2 separate regions of the Homo sapiens genome follow, and region 1 is linked to region 2. A link is a loop called in an ENCODE intact Hi-C map of the cell type or tissue named here. Cell type or tissue: A673. All regions are shown on one strand. Region 1 overlaps TCF4 (transcription factor 4). Region 2 overlaps TCF4 (transcription factor 4).

Region 1 (8,000 bases), 130 kb before region 2:
TTTTGCTTTTTTTGGGATGGAGTTTTGCTCTTGTTGTCCAGGCTGGAGTGCAATGGCACTATCTCAGCTCAGTGCAACCTCTGCCTTCCGAGTTCAAGCGATTCTCCTGCCTCACCCTCCTCAGTAGCTGGAATAACAGGCGTGCATCATTAATTTTTTTATATTTTTAGTAGAGATGGGGTTTCACTATGTTGGCCAGGCTGGTCTTGAACTCCTGACCTCAGGTGGTCCACTCACCTTGGCCTCCCAAAGTGCTGGGATCATAGGCATGAGCCACTGTGCCCAGCCAAAACTTTAGATTTTTATCCTGTTTGTGCCTCAAAGCCTATTCAGTTGAAAGGCTGATGGGCTCGCTCTGAGGTCCATTGTTGGCTGGGGGAGAGCATTAGGGAGCTGACTTTTGGCAGATGAGGAAAACAGCATGATCACTGCTTTTGCCACTCTGCTTTGTGGAATTGACCCACTCTGAAGTTGTTCTCACTCGACAGCAATGCAGGCATTTATCCAGTGCTTCTACAAGAAATAATTTGGGCAAAAGCAGTAAGGAAGTAAGCCTTAACAGAAAAGTGGGACCCAGCAATAGGAGAATCTACACATCTGCTAAGCCCAGCCATCATATATATATGTGTGTGTGTGTGTATATATATATATATATACACACACATATATATACACACACACACACACATATATATACACACACACACACACACATATATATATATATATATATATATATATATATATATTTTGGAGATGGAGTCTCACACTGTTGCCTAGGCTGAAGTGCAGTGGCATGATCTCGGCTCACTGCAACCTCCACCTCCCGAGTTCAAGCAATTCTCCTCCCTCAGCCTCTTGAGTAGGTGGCACTACAGGTGCATGCCACCACACCGTTAATTTTTTGTATTTTTAGTAGAGACAGAGTTTCACCGTATTAGGATGGTCTCGATCTCCTGACCTTGTGATCTGCCTGCCTCAGTTCCCAAAGTGCTGGGATTAGAGGCATGAGCCACCATGCCCAGCCCTTATATATTTTTAATGTGCATTAGTAAATTATAAATAATGACAGTCTCCATGTGGAAAATGAAAATCAACTTAGCTTATACATTTTTAAAAATCAGTCAAGTGGTCTTGTCTCATATACATAGACCTTGAAAGATTTGTTTTCAGTACATTCTGTAGAAGGCTCTTGAATATCTGATAGACTCCCCTGGCAGCTTTCACCTGGTGTGTGCATGCACAGATATAATCACCTTAGTCTTTATCCTGCAGTAAACAAAGTTCAAGAGAGATTTCTGAAATGAAGATAATCTTCATTCTGCCTTTTGCCGCTACCTAAAGTTCCCTTGGAGGACTCTGTGAAGTTACTCAGGTTATATTTTTTATAACAAATATAAACCACAGAATTTGCCAGAATGAGAAATATTCTGATGAACATCATGATTTGACTGAGGATGGAGGAATTGTAGGGAATGGTTAAACTTGAAGATACTTTTTAGAAAAACAGGTCATGTGCTACAGAAGCTACTTTTAAAAACATGCTTTTTCATTAAATGTAAATTTACCACATTATTTTATATATCTTCATTAATTTAATAAAACTCCTGCTAGGCTTTTGTAAATTTTCACAGATATAATGTTACCATAGGCATCTATGCACATGTATTTTTGTACACTTGTCCAATATTATCCATAGAGTTAAAATTTTTAACTTGAAACTTCTAAGTCAGAAGGCATATGCTTTTAATATTCTGCAGTACATTTTAACTTGCCTTCCAGAAAGTTTATACCAGATTACATTCCCATTAGCTATATATGAAAGTGAACTTCCTCACTGGCAGTTGAAAATTTGTCTTATTTTAATTTGCCAGATAGCTTGTCATATATTTATTGCCAAATTTCAAATTCATTCCTTTTATAAAGGAATGGTTCATGTTCTTCCCCAGTCTATTTAGTTTTATTCTTATTACAATGTAAGAGCTTTTCATTTATTAGGAGTATCTTCTCATTAAATATTTGTTAAGAAAGATTTTTGTTCAACTTTGTATGGTTTGGATAATGTTTTCATTTATTTTTATTTATTTATTTATTTATTTAGAGACAGAGTGTCGCTCTGTTTCCCAGGCTGGAGTGCAGTGGCAAGATCTTGGTTCACTGCAAACTTCGCCTCCCAGGTTCAGGCGATTCTTCTGCCTCAGCCTCTCTAATAGCTGGGATTACAGGTGTGCACTACCACGCCTGGTTAATTTTTGTATTTTTAGTAGAGACATGGGGTTTCGCCGTGTTGGCCAGGATGGTCTTCAACTCCTAACCTCAAATGATCCACCTGCCTCGGCCTCCCAAAGTGCTGAGATTACAGGCATGAGCTACTACGCCCAGCTGGGTAATGTTTTGAAAAACGAGTATGTAGTCTGGGTCCCAATATGTTCTAATTTTTCTAGCTCTAATGTCATAGCTAACAAAGGCCATCTCTACTTAATTGCTTGTACTTTATTCTCAGGCTTTTATGTTTTAACCTTTGCATTTAAACATATTTTAGTATGAAGTGTGAAGCAAAAACGTAAATTTTTCCCCTTAAATGCTAAACAAACTTTAGTTACCATTTATTGAATAATTTATCATTTTCTCATTGATTTTTTTTTCAATGACAGCCTCGCCATAAATCTTTCTGTAATATTTCCTGATCTGGCAGCAGCCGCACATTGCTTTAATTTACTTTGTTTAAAATGTATATATTCTCAACTTACATCTTTGTAAAAATTTTCTTAACTATTATCATGCATTAATATTCCAGATAAGCTTTAGAATTTGTGTCTTCTCTACCCTATCCATTTTTCTCTCTTTGGAATTTGTTTGAATTTGCATTAAAGTCTCCTTTAATTTTGAGTCATCCAATCACATTTATGCAAATACTTTCCTGGGAAATATTTGTGTGAAAAGATTTTCTTTTAAAAATTGATATACAAGATTATTTCGGTCTTTTAGAAGTGTTTATACTGCTGAATCCTTTCATGATTTTTGTTAAACTGGCTTGTGAACTAGTTCAGCAAGTCAGTGTCGTATGCTGAATATCTAAATATATTTATAATGAGAAATATAAGAAAACATAATAAGAATATTTCTGTCTTACATCCGTGGAGAGAAAATAGAATATTTATAAATGCAAATGCTCTACAATTACTCTAAGGAAACTTAAAGATCACAGTCCTATTCTAACTCTGTAAAGTTATTTGCTTGTTTGTTATTTTAACAGCATCTTTCTCATAAGCATTTAAGGCTGGTTATAATGTTTTGTGTGTGAATATTGAGTAAACCAAATGATTGGAGGCCCGTTATTTTTACAAAGATTTTATGGAATAAGCAAGTTCGGAATGGATTTCGAAAAAGAGACAGTCCCTGTTTCAGTGTGGAAGGGACATTGGAGTCCAAAGGTCAGGGTCAGATACATGTTTTCTTCTTTTTTTTTTTCCTTCCTTCCTTCCTTCCTTCCTTCCTTCCTTCCTTCCTTCTTTCCTTCCTTCCTTCCTTCCTTCCTTCCTTCCTTCCTTCCTTCCTTCCTTCCTCTTTTTTTTTTGTTTTTGTTTTTGGAGACAAAGTCTCATTCTGTTGCCCAGGCTGGAGTGCAGTGGTGCGATCATAACTCACCGCAGCCTCCAACTCCTGAACTCTTGGGCTCAAGTGATTCTCCCACCTTGGCCTCTGAAAATGCTGGGATTACAGGCATGAGCCATTACACCTGGCCATTTTCTTTTGACTAGAGCTGAAGTTCTGAAACTAGCAGTCATTGGAGATAAGACAGGAGAAGACAGTTGGGAGGCTCCAAGCATGTGATTTCAGGAAAAGCATGAGTTGATTATTGAGAATTTCAGATGTGAGATTTCCAGGAACAGTGTGAGTCCAGAAGATGTAAGAAAGATCAGTGGAATTCACACAGTTTGGTTATTCATGCATCTTCGAATATTTTTCAGATAATCTCGGGTGGATACTTCAGTTATTTCTGCCTCAGCCCACCTTATTTGTAAAGCAGTATTAGTAGAATCCCCTCCTTGAGGGGTTCTTCATATTAAATAAGTTGCATAGCCAACAGCCTGAGGCATACCAAACACTGTATAGATATTTGCTGTTATTTGTATGATTGCTGCCTTTTACTGAGTGGCATCCTGGGCTGGTGCTTGGGACTCAACAGTGAGGACATTCCCTCCCACATCTGCCTGTAATGCCAAGGCCTTGTGATAGGGAGTGGCCTGAAGCCCGGGGTAGAGGAGTGGACCTCCCCAGCATAGCTGGGGAAGGAGTCTCAAGGAGATGACATTTGACCAGTCCTCATGGTTGTTTGCAAGTGGCTTCTCTGCTGTGGAATGGGAAGAAAGGGTCTTCCAGGAAGAGGGGTTAGCCTTTGTAAAAGTGCAGAGAAACGTTTGTATGAGCAAGAGAGTAATTAGGGAACCGTGAGCAATTCCATGTGACTCTGACTATAGGTAGGCTGCAGGGAAGGGAAGAGACAGATGAGGACTGTCTTCCTAGTGCCTAGAACAGTGGCTGGCCCATAGTAGGTATTCGGTGCATCTTAGTGGAGAAATGTGTGAAAGAGGAAAGAGAGGGCTGGGAGGTAGACTACTACTAGATTGGCTATGGGTGGAGCTGGGGGCTCAGCATTTTCAAGCTCTGAAGTTTGGTCTCCTTGAAGGAACAGGAGCAGCTCTGGATTTTAGAAGGCCAATTCTGTCCACAGTGCACCAGTGTTCTAGGTGAGGTTGGATGATGGGGAGAGGGAAGTCTGAAGATAGCATCCATAAATCTCATGACATTTCTATCCCAGCAGTGCAATCAAATGTTGAGAATATGTCCTGTAGCTTTCTTTTAGAAAAGGGGTTAGCAGGCCAGGTGTGGTGGCTCAGGCCTGTAATCCCAGCACTTTGGGAGGCCAGCGCGGGTGGATCACGAGGTCAAGAGATTGAAATCATCATGGCCAACATGGTGAAACCCTATCTCAACTAAAAATACAAAAATTAGCTGGGCATGGTGGCATGCACCTGTAGCCCAGCTACTCGGGAGGCTGAGGCAGGAGAGTCGCTTGAACCTGGGAGTTGGAGGTTGCAGTGAGCCAAGATTGCGCCACTGCACTCCAGCCTGGTGGCAGAGTGAGACTTCTCTCAAAAAAAAAAAAAAAAGGGTGGGGGGCGGGCAAATTATGGCTTAAGGCCAAATCCAACCAACAGCTTCTTTTTATAAATAAAATTTTACTGGAACACTGTCTGACCTGTTTATTTACATATTATGTATGGTTGATTTAGCGTAACAATGGCAGAGTTGGGTGTTTTCAACAGAGACCACATGGCCAGCAATGACTAAAATATTTTCTATCTGGTCCTTCAAGAAAAATGTTTGGTGACCTCAGTGTTAGAAGATTGTTTTTAGGTATTTAATGGTGCCATTCTGGAAAAGTTGGCATTGTTGGAAGAGTTCAAATTGATGCATGTGTAGCCTAAGAAAAATGGGGCCATATCACTTCCTATGAAGAAACACACCAAAATTTTAATTCAATTCTTAAGTTGTTGTCTTGATTATCTAAGTTCTGTCTCTAGTCTCCTATGGCTATTTTTGTGGCTTTGACCCTAGCTGACCCAGCCTATTGTCAGTAGTTAAGAAGGTAGATTCCAAGTGCTCAATGTCATGTTAAGACTTCCTTGCTACCTACTAAGGGAAGTCATTTTTTTAGCCAGCTGTTTTAAGTTCTCCTAACCTATTTCATATGCTATGTTCCCACAATAACCATTCCCTTCTCTTGCCATTTCTTTGTCCTCTCTCCTGCAATGTTTCTTCTACTGAAAGAATACGGCACTACTGAATCTGTTTCTCCTGGGCAGGGCTTGCATTATCCCACCTGTTCCAAATTCTTTTTAGAACCGGGCCCTTTGGGTGAATGATGAACCATTTAATAGCCCCATGTACTATAGAAATTTAACCATTTTCAACCAAACCTGTCATAGATAAGAACAAAGGTAAGCCATCATGTGTCTAGAAAAACATACAACTGATTTCCTCACAGACATTACAAGTTCTTACTCTTCAAATGTACTTTAAAGGACTGAGAGTGTAATTAGGAATCAGCAGAAGTTTTGTGGAAAAGAGGCATTGAGCCTTTTGCATATTAAGGATCAAATTTTATGTTTTGTATGAAGCATTCATGAGGTGATGTTCTTAAAAACCACTCCAGAGGCACAGGAGGAACGCTGAGGACAAGACTGAATATAGAGATGGAGGAATTACGTGTCTACTGGGTAGAGATGGAGAAGGCATATTTATACTAGGGATGGTTGAAATCATGCAAGCATCTTCCATAGCTAATAAATTATTTTATCCAGTTGGCCTTTACTGAGGGCATACTGTGTACCGGGGCCCACCCTGTTGGATGCCAGGAATACAAAGATGATCAGAGTTCACTTTCTGCGCTTGAGGATCCCACAGATTAGAAAGGAGGAAAAAGAGTTACTTTCCATACAAGGCTATAAATGTTACAACAGTTGAATTTTTCAGATGAAGTGGAAGGAAACGTCTAGAAGGAAGAGGACTGAAATGAAAGAAGACTGGGGGAAAAGAAATAATAATAAACAAAAAGAAAAATAATTTGAAACTTTTTAGAGAAGATGATTGACCCCATTGTGGAGATCAAGATTAAAGATGAATGGCAGGCAGCTGTGGAGAGCAGAGGTGGAGATATTGGGAGGATCAGACTAAAGAACTGAAATTTCAGTTGTCCAAGCGGGCATGCTGTTCTACAGCCTCACATGTCTTGGGCCTATTAGAAATATATATAATCTATCTATGCATGACTTATATACCATACATCACATCATTTCTTCCAAACTTACATTATAATATAACACATTCTGTATTAGTATATAGTAAGATTTTAAAATGTACAACATATTTAAATATACTCCTTACAATTAAGCCTCAGTAAGTGCTAGGAACTTTGCTAAGCACTTTGTATTATCTAACTGAATTCTTACCATGGGTAGGCACTCTTATACAACATTTCCCAGGCAAGGAGTTTTGCCCACCAAGGTTAGACAGATTGTCCAGGATTATCCAGGGGGTAAGTGGCACTCACACCAGGGCTTGTCTGACCCTACTTAATTAGATGGGCTCCTATGAAGTAAATTTTAGGATAAGCTCTTGACTTAAAAATGAGCCTTCTAATGGTTGTGGGAGAGGGAGAAAAAACAAGTTTACAGAAGATAGCGGGTGAGTGTGGAGCAGAGAACTAGCATAGGCTTTGAAGTCAAGCCTAACTGAATTCCCAGCTTGGCTCCACTGCTTGCCAGCCACATGGCATTGGTCAGGTCACATAACCACTCTGAATGTCCCCATCTGTACATTGGGGTTTGTAGCATCTGCCTTGTTAGCATGTAAAGGATCTGCACCTGTGCCTGGCACTTAGCAGACACTGTGACTTGTAGCTGCTGCTGCTCCTGCTATACCTACCGTCCTTGCCACTCTTCTTATATTCACATCCACCCATCCTCCTCCTCATACTACTATTACTACCTATGCTAATACTATGGTGGTTATGATGAGCAGCAGTAGTAGTTGGAATGCCTCAAAGATAAGATTTATGCTAAAAAACAGAAGCACAGTAGTTATTTAAGACCTCGATTTGATCAATAGCATTAGTTCTGCATTTACTTCAATATTTAGTGAGCATGTGCCATGGCAGGTCTCTGCGCCAGGCACTGTAGAAAGTTAAAACATGAAGAAGTCATTTCCTCTTTTAGCTGCCATATCCTCTAGTTTGACCTTTACGCCATATACTCTTGGTCAGATATTCAAGAAAGAATCTTGGGAGGGAAAGAGTTAGTGCTCATCGAGTGCAGACTGGCTTGAAGCTGTGCATAGCTTTGGAAGGAATGTCAGGACTTAAATAATTTCAGGATGAGTTGAAGATTACATTGAGCATTTACTACTTCTCCAGATAATCTCAATTTCCGCCCATC
Region 2 (8,000 bases):
CATTCGGTTCCCAAGAGCTCTCTGAGTCCAAAACCTAAGCTACAGAAAACTATTTATGATAAATCTTTTATTTGAACAAACTCAAATAGGTTTCTCTTCCTTACTATTAAAACTACCCCACTAAATTGATCAGCATACAAAAATCCCCCCAAGAATCATTATGAGTTCCACAAAAACCAGGACCACATCTGAGTTATTTCTCATTCTATCCCCAGTGTCTCCCAAAGTGACAGGCATGAGCTAGATTAGAAAATGTTTGTTAAATTAGTAAATGCATTCTCTGATCAATCAATGAATAATCATTGAATAATTTTTAAATTTCACTTCTATCTTCTATTTTTAGCATAGATATCACTAAAACTGCATTATACGTGACTATGGGAAGATTCACATTTACAATGAGTATTAATAAAATTTTCATAAGCTGGCTTTTAACTTTAGACTATTGTTATCTCTATGAAAAGGTTATCAAAATAGAGCTTTAACGAAGTATGGATTTTCTAAAAATAGGGACGAAATGTCATGCTTAGAATTGACTTGTGGGAATCTCCTTTCTCCTAGTCACATTATGACGTATTTAAGTTCAGAATGCCAAGATCATTGGATGCCCCAGCTCATTTTGAAGCAGACATGGGTCATTCTATGAATGGGCCGCCTTAATGCCAGTGGGCAAATCCCTGACCCTTGTATATACAGAGAACAGTGTGAGTTTCTCCATCTATTTCTGTGTTATTCTAGCGATGGATTTGTGCCGACAGTCCACTGTGTTTCTTCCCTTGTCTCTTATGTGACCAGAAATAATGTTTCTGAAAGAGAAGAAAACAGGGTTAGAATATGCCATCTGTGGCCAAGGAAACAAGCAAAGCCAAGCCAATTATTCAAATTGGAATACTCTTCCACAGCCACAGGCAATGGAGTTGATCCTATCCTGGAGAATCAAGCTCATTATTACATGGCTCTGGACCTATCAGAGGGCATTCACATGACCTGGAATAGACACAAGGGGAGTCTTAAAACATCACGACAAATTAGCCGGCGTGGTGGTGGGCGCCTGTAATTCCAGTTACTTGGGAGGCTGAAACAGGAGAATTGCTTGAACCTGGGAGGCAGAGGTTGCAGTGAACGGAGATTGCACCCCTGCACTCCAGCCTGGGTGACAGAGCAAGACTCTGTCTCCAAAAAAAAAAAAAAAAAAAGTCAGAACAACTTTGTCTCTAACATTCTTTATGGAAAATGATTGATATTATTTAAGATGATCTATAGAAAATAGATGGAGTTAGGTAACATATGGGCCTAAAATCCAAACAAAAATGTAGTTGGAACAACTATATCCTCAGATATATTTATAATATTTAAGAGTTTACAGTCATTGTATAGGGGAAAGATTTAAAATTAAATGGATTTTAACAAAATAGAGACAAAGATCACCGTAACTGAAGATAGCTTGAGTTTTGAGGGGGTTCTTGAACTACACAGGCTATTATTTCTATATAACATGCAAGTATTTTCAGTCAAAACACATGATTCTGTCTGCAGTTATTATGTACCTATTACATACCAGTTGTCATGTACGATTGCATGGGTTCTCTTTTTCTCTTTTGAGAACTTACCTCAATGTGATCTAGAGGGAAAAAATTTCAGGAGCAGTAACTGAATATATTTTAAGTAAAAAGCAAAACATTACTCTTAAGTTATGTCACAGATGCTTGCAAAGAAATCTTGAGAGTGTTAATGATTCTGAAATAGGAGTACACTTCTCCTCTATGCTCAAATCTGTGGTTACCTTCAGTGATTTTGACTTAGAGTCATCCTTTGTAGAAATTCAAGAAATTAGATCCATTGGGAATACAAATAAATATGAATCAGCACGAAGAATTATTTAGGTTTATATTGATTGACAGACATAAAGAGCCACCATTTGATCAAGGCCTGTAAAAATTCATGCTTACAAGTTGACATCTTAGATTGAAAGGATAATCATTGATTGAATCCGTTTTCTAATGCATGAATATAAAAATAGCAAATCAAAACCTCAATGGAAAATAGCTATCATGCTTCTGAATAAAAATTAAAATATATAAGAGAGTGAGTTACAAATGGTTGCTGGAGCAGGTGGGCGTGGTCTGCCTATAAGAGAGCAGACTTCAGTCACAGAGGAAAGGAGTGGTGTGGCAGGCAACAGGGTTGAATATGTTTAAAAAAAAAAAAAGGTTTGTACTTAACGCCACAGAGCTCTAGAAGCTGAAACTAGAATCAGTGAGTGAAATCTACAAAGAGGCCAATTTGTGGTAAAAATGGAATGGGCTTCTTTGGGAGATATCAGTCTCAGTACATTTGAAGCACCCCACAGAGGCCAAATAACCACCATTCAGAAAGTTCTGTGTTGCGACACAGGCACCGGGGAGCAGTGCTGGACTTCCTACATCTCTCTGCTGAAACATTCATTTATACTTCCTGAGGCTCATAAGCCTCAAGTGTTGTCTTATTCTTGCTGTATTTTGAATCCAAACAATTAATATGATTTATGTGATCATCTCCACCCAAAATTTAAAAAAAAGTTGGAGTGCATACACACACACACACACACACACACATGCACACATGAATATAAAAATGGCATACTTCAGGATCAATTACTTAAATATATTTTCAGTAAAAAGCAAAATATTATAGGTGATACTTAATACATGGCTGCCTTTAAATAGCATGTGCTTATTAGGTCCTGTGAATTTGTTGTTGGTTCAGATACTTATTGTTGATGCATTCTTTGGAAATACCCTTTTAAAATATATTGGTAACACAAGAGTGATGATTCTCCTTTCTGGTTTCATATTTTTGACTGGAAAAAAAAATAAACCTGATTCATAGCAGTATAAATGTATGGTTAATTTTTTGTGTTTTAGACCCACCGTCCTGTGTAAATGCTCACTTAACCATAGGCTAAGAAAATACTTGGAAATAGAAAAGAAAATGTGAACTACTGATTGTCCTCTTAGTTGACAAATGCTTCATGTTTTCGCTTGAAGGCATGTGCTATGAAGTAGGCAGTTGCTGTCTCAGTGCCACAAGTTCAATGTCTCTGGACCCCAGAGTCGATAGTAGTAGTTAATAAAAAGCTCAGCAGTATTTTTTTAATGAAGTAATCATGCTGTACTCTATAATTTTATTCTTGGAAGCATAAAGAGTATTTACAATATGGTGTCTTTCTAGGGTCAGAATAGTGAGGAAAAAAATGGAAAAATGTCCAAACATCCTTCCTTGCATGGCAATGATGGCATTACTGGTGTGTTTAATAAAACCTTTATTGGTACATTTTCCGGTGTGGTGGCATTGGCAGAAACCATCCCCCTTTGGATTTGGAACTCAGCAGCTGATGAAATACAGTAAACATTAATTTGGAATGGGCTGCCAGTTTTGGAAAGCCAGGTGACATTTTATTATATTTGTACCAAGCAGAGGCTGTGTCCCATACTGCTGTAGCTTCCGCTGTCAGAGGCTTAGCTGGCATTATGGAAAAAAAAAAATGGCAGGCCTGAGAATCTTATCCCCTGAAATGAAAGTCGAATGCCAAATTGAAATTCCTGTAGGATTTCCGATAGCAATGGGGGAATTGAGAAGCTCACAATTAAGCATATGGGCATTAAGATAATTGTCAGATCTGTTGGCGGACATGATAGAAGACAGATGGGTACGAATCAGTGCGCTCCACTGCAGCACCCTGGGAGGCAATTTGACGTTTTACCTGCCTGAGCTACTCTGCCATATTTGTCACTGAATGTACAGCACGGCATCTTACTGAGTGTTAAGTGTTTTCGCCGGGAACTATAGGTGCATGTGCGGTCCTTCAGCGCCCTCTAGTGAAACGCGTTTGGGAGTATGGTTTTTGAAAAGCCAGCCTTCATCAGGTCCTCTTGGCCTCTGGAAATAGCTGTCGCACCTCCGGTTCCTGCTCACCTCTCTGGTTCCTCTCGCCCTTTCAGGTGGGGACCCATCGTGAAGATGGCGTGGCCCTGAGAGGCAGCCATTCTCTTCTGCCAAACCAGGTTCCGGTTCCACAGCTTCCTGTCCAGTCTGCGACTTCCCCTGACCTGAACCCACCCCAGGACCCTTACAGAGGTAGGTTGGCCTCACCAGGGCACTTCTGACCTCACTTTCACAATAGGACCAGTGTTGATACCCAGCCTCTTGGTGTTCATCCCTCAAGAAGCACTGGCAGAAACCCAGGAATCAAATTGGGCACAAAAATGGTAAGGAAATGGCAAAGTATTTAGAACTTCGCCCGCTAATTGTGTTTCTCCAGGGACTGTTTTCCTCAAACATCCTCTGAAATCCTGGTCCTATATCAGCAGGGAATGAGGCCACAGACTGATGAGAGGAAATTTTATTTTAGCTATTTCCACATTTTTCTCATTCAGGTCCTCTAATGTGGTTAGTTGTGGCCTGAAAATGATATTTCCAAATGAATAGGAAGGAAGGAAATTGTTTTTGTTGTTTAAGATGGAAGGAAATATAGGTGCATTTAAAAAATGGAGCTTGGTTGCATGATTTTCGCTCTTGAGTCATCTAGCCCTCTAATGATTGCCTCATACCGGTGATTACGAGCGGCTTTTCATGACCCCAGGAAGTTGGGCTATTGCTGGCCAGCTGACTAGGAGTCGCTTAGATAACATCTTCTCAGTCCCTTCACATTTAATATAAAAATGATAACATTGCCACAGGAATACATGTGGGCATTTTTTCAGCTGTTCAACATTGTACAGATCTGAGTGTCAATTATATGTATGGGTATGTCTGCCCATTTTTTATGAATAATAATCATTTTATGGACTTTTTTTTTTTTTTTTTTTGACAGAGCCTCACTCTGTCGCCCAGGCTGGAGTACAGTGGTGCGATCTCAGCTCACTGCAACCTCCACCTCCCAGGTTCAAGCGATTCTCCTGCCTCAGCCTCCCAGGGGGTAGCTAGGATTACAGACATGCATCACCATGCCTGGCTATTTTTCGTATTTTTAGTAGAGACAGGGTTTCACCACATTAGCCAGGCTGGTCTTGAATTCCTGACCTCAAGTGATGCACCCGCCTCAGCCTCCCGAAGTGCTGGGATTACAGGTGTGAACCACCACAACTGGCCAGGACCTTTCTTATCAGGAGGCTTTGGATTTTGCCCTCTTTGTCCTAAACCTGTGCTTCTCAAACTGCACATAAGCACAACCTGAGCATCTTGTTAAAATGCAGATTCCACTTCTGTAGGTCTGGGATTGTCCATTTCTAATGGGCTCACAGATGATGAGGCCGCATGGACCAAAGTTTGAGTGGCAAGGTTCTAGAATACACAGATTACAAATAAAGAGGAATACTTGACAGATATGCTTCTACCTTTAAAAAAATTACTACATTAGGGTCGTGTTTTAAAATGCAGTGTGACTTGGAAAGTTGAGCAATGATAAAGCTAGAAATTTCTAAAATGAGTAGCAAACTGCCTTCCATATGTACCATTTTAAAATGCTGATTACTTCTTGAGAATAAGAGAAGCCTAATTTCAGAATATCATTAGGGTACCTATTGAAGTCTTGACTGCACATATTTAGCATACTCCCTGGGAATTATATTTTAAGGACATTTTTCTATTAAATCATTGCATATGGAAGAAACTCAATATAATAGCTGATATTTACTTGGGTTCTTAATCAGAACATTGGCTGTGTGATTTTCATGATTATGATTTTCATTGCAATTAAGTTGATGTTTTGTAGACAGTGAAATTACCATCTACTCCAAAAGATTGCAAAATAGAATTTAACCTTAGAGCCAATGCAGGGAAAACTTGTTTCTGCAGGTGCATTTTTTGAAACTTCAACAGATAGCAGGGGGAAAAAAAAGTGACAGAAGGATCACAGTTCAGCAGTATGAATTGTCTGCTGGCAGCCTTGCAATCTGGTGTGCAGGCAGTGAGATTGTGGTGTACATGTCACCTGATTTCTCTTTTTCGGCAGGCATGCCACCAGGACTACAGGGGCAGAGTGTCTCCTCTGGCAGCTCTGAGATCAAATCCGATGACGAGGGTGATGAGAACCTGCAAGACACGAAATCTTCGGAGGACAAGAAATTAGATGACGACAAGAAGGATATCAAATCAATTACTAGGTCAAGATCTAGGTAACAGTATATAATACTGTCGCTTCATTTAATTCCTTTATTGGACTTTGATGAAGTGAACAGAACGGGAAGAAACTATTCAGTTTTTTCCTGGCAGGTAAATTTACAGCTGAAAAGAAAATTAAAGGCCTACTCTAGAAGTACTAAAAGTATCGTTTCAGATACCTGTACTCTATTGGAGCCTAAACTGTTTTGGCATTTATGAATCTGGACCCAATGCTAATGACACACAGTGAAAAAATTTGTCTCTGATTCAAGTACAGTTTATTTGTAAAACTATACTTATTCTACAAATTTGGTCAGAAATGTTGTGTCTATAATATTTCTAAAAAGAGATTGTAGCCATGTTAAAAACTCAACTGATGTATGTGCCAACTATAACTCTTTTCTTACCTCTAAAGTAAGAAAATAATTTCCTAGATTTATCCTAAACATGCTGATGTATATAAGAGTAATACCTTAATTGTTTATGGTTTTTCTTCCTGGACACTCTTTTCTACAGAAAACACAACTGCAGGAAAATAGCTTCTGTCTGGTTTTCTTAAATATCTGCTATCTTTAAATTCAAATCTATATCTCCTTGAACTTTAATCTGGTAATCAGATGGTTTTTGAATACCAACACCCGTGTACTTTGCCTCAATTCCCTGAGGTTGTTTTTATTCACAAATTCAACCAATTGTCCTAAGACTACAGCTTTCCTTCTAAAGGCTGTGGTTCTCAAGGTTCTATCTGGAATCTTTTGTGAATTAAGAACATGCTGCCTCTTTATGTTGCTGTTGTAATTATTGAGATAAATTCCGTGTCTTGCCACAAGTTTAAAAATGCCGAATACTTCTAGATAACCCCTTTCCTTCCTTGTTGTCTTTTTCTGATTCTTGGCCACTTTGGCAAGAAATCCCAAGGAGGGGATTTCATACCTTTAGCAGCTTCTGTGTTAGACCAGTCAGTTCTTGGTAATTTAACTTATTGTGGCCAAACTTATGCATGTTAATGGATTCTTTGAAGTTTTGGAACAACATTTTCATTCGCTGTTGAGAACCTTCTTATTTAAAAAGGTCACTCTTATGACATTTACTTATGTATGCCTCCAAAACTGTATTATAAGGCAGTGCTTTTTCAAATCTAGGCAGTTTTATTTGCATAACTAGTTTATTTGTAAGTGAATAACCAATTCTAATTGGTCGTTAGCCTGAAAATCTTTGGAAGAAAAGTTCCTATTTTCCAGTCTCCTTTGTGTAAGGTGTAGCATTTGTTGGATGTATAAAAATATCACCCAAATGCTCAGCTTCCGGACAGGCCTGGCAGAGACTGTTTTCATTTGCTTTTTACAGCCTATTTGCATAGTAGAATATAGGAGTGAATTAATCATTACTGATTTCCTTGGCACTGGCAGCAGTTGGGGGTGAGGGCAGAGGAGGGATCCGCAGAAGGCAGAGAAAGAGGGCCTTTTCCAGTGGACTCAGTTGACTTCCATGTTTACCATACACACCTGTGGCAGACAGTGCCATCTGGAAAGGCGCTTACGCTATGGAGAGAGAGGAGCCTGGTCTTACAGCATCCTTCTGTGGTGTCATCCTCCTTGCCCCTAACTTTTCTCCTTCACCCAAGTGTTCTTGACTTACGTGCATTATCTTTATGTGTAACGTATACTTGCAACCGAAGAATACCACTCCCACTTTTGATTGATTGGAGCTTCTCAAGTGTAATTGGTCCTTATTGCCACTTGGAAGTTACCCAGAGATTCTCCAAAATGGAACATCAGAGTCATATATTTTAAACCAGCATTCATTAAATATACATTTAATTGAGTAGATAATTTCCCACATCTTCCAACTCCGAAATG

Evidence for each region. Hi-C counts contacts between places; a loop is a spot of excess contacts. Peaks named below come from ENCODE experiments on the same cell type or tissue, not always from the same donor. Only the 100,000 strongest peaks of a DNase experiment are listed, where the experiment ranks them.
Region 1: a loop joins it to region 2, with 11 times the contacts of the local background. A loop is called at or near these places in 2 of 110 quality-filtered maps.

What each region holds. Positions count from the first base shown.
Region 1 is chr18:55,357,906-55,365,905 of GRCh38, reverse strand. The region is part of intron 6 of TCF4 (transcription factor 4); the gene reads left to right. Among named protein-coding and RNA genes, the nearest start is that of TCF4-AS1, 91 kb to the left of the region's middle. In A673, no CTCF peak of the experiment used is centred here; DNase peaks (open chromatin) are centred at 3,385 and 3,685; H3K27ac peaks cover 6,291 bases.
Region 2 is chr18:55,230,664-55,238,663 of GRCh38, reverse strand. It overlaps TCF4 (transcription factor 4), which reads left to right. Exons shown (of 20, transcript NM_001083962.2): 16 at 3,981-4,116; 17 at 5,993-6,155. Among named protein-coding and RNA genes, the nearest start is that of LINC01929, 110 kb to the right of the region's middle. RefSeq lists an enhancer at 3,712-4,006. In A673, a CTCF peak has its summit at 3,858 (motif pointing left); DNase peaks (open chromatin) are centred at 2,303 and 3,813; H3K27ac peaks cover 1,436 bases.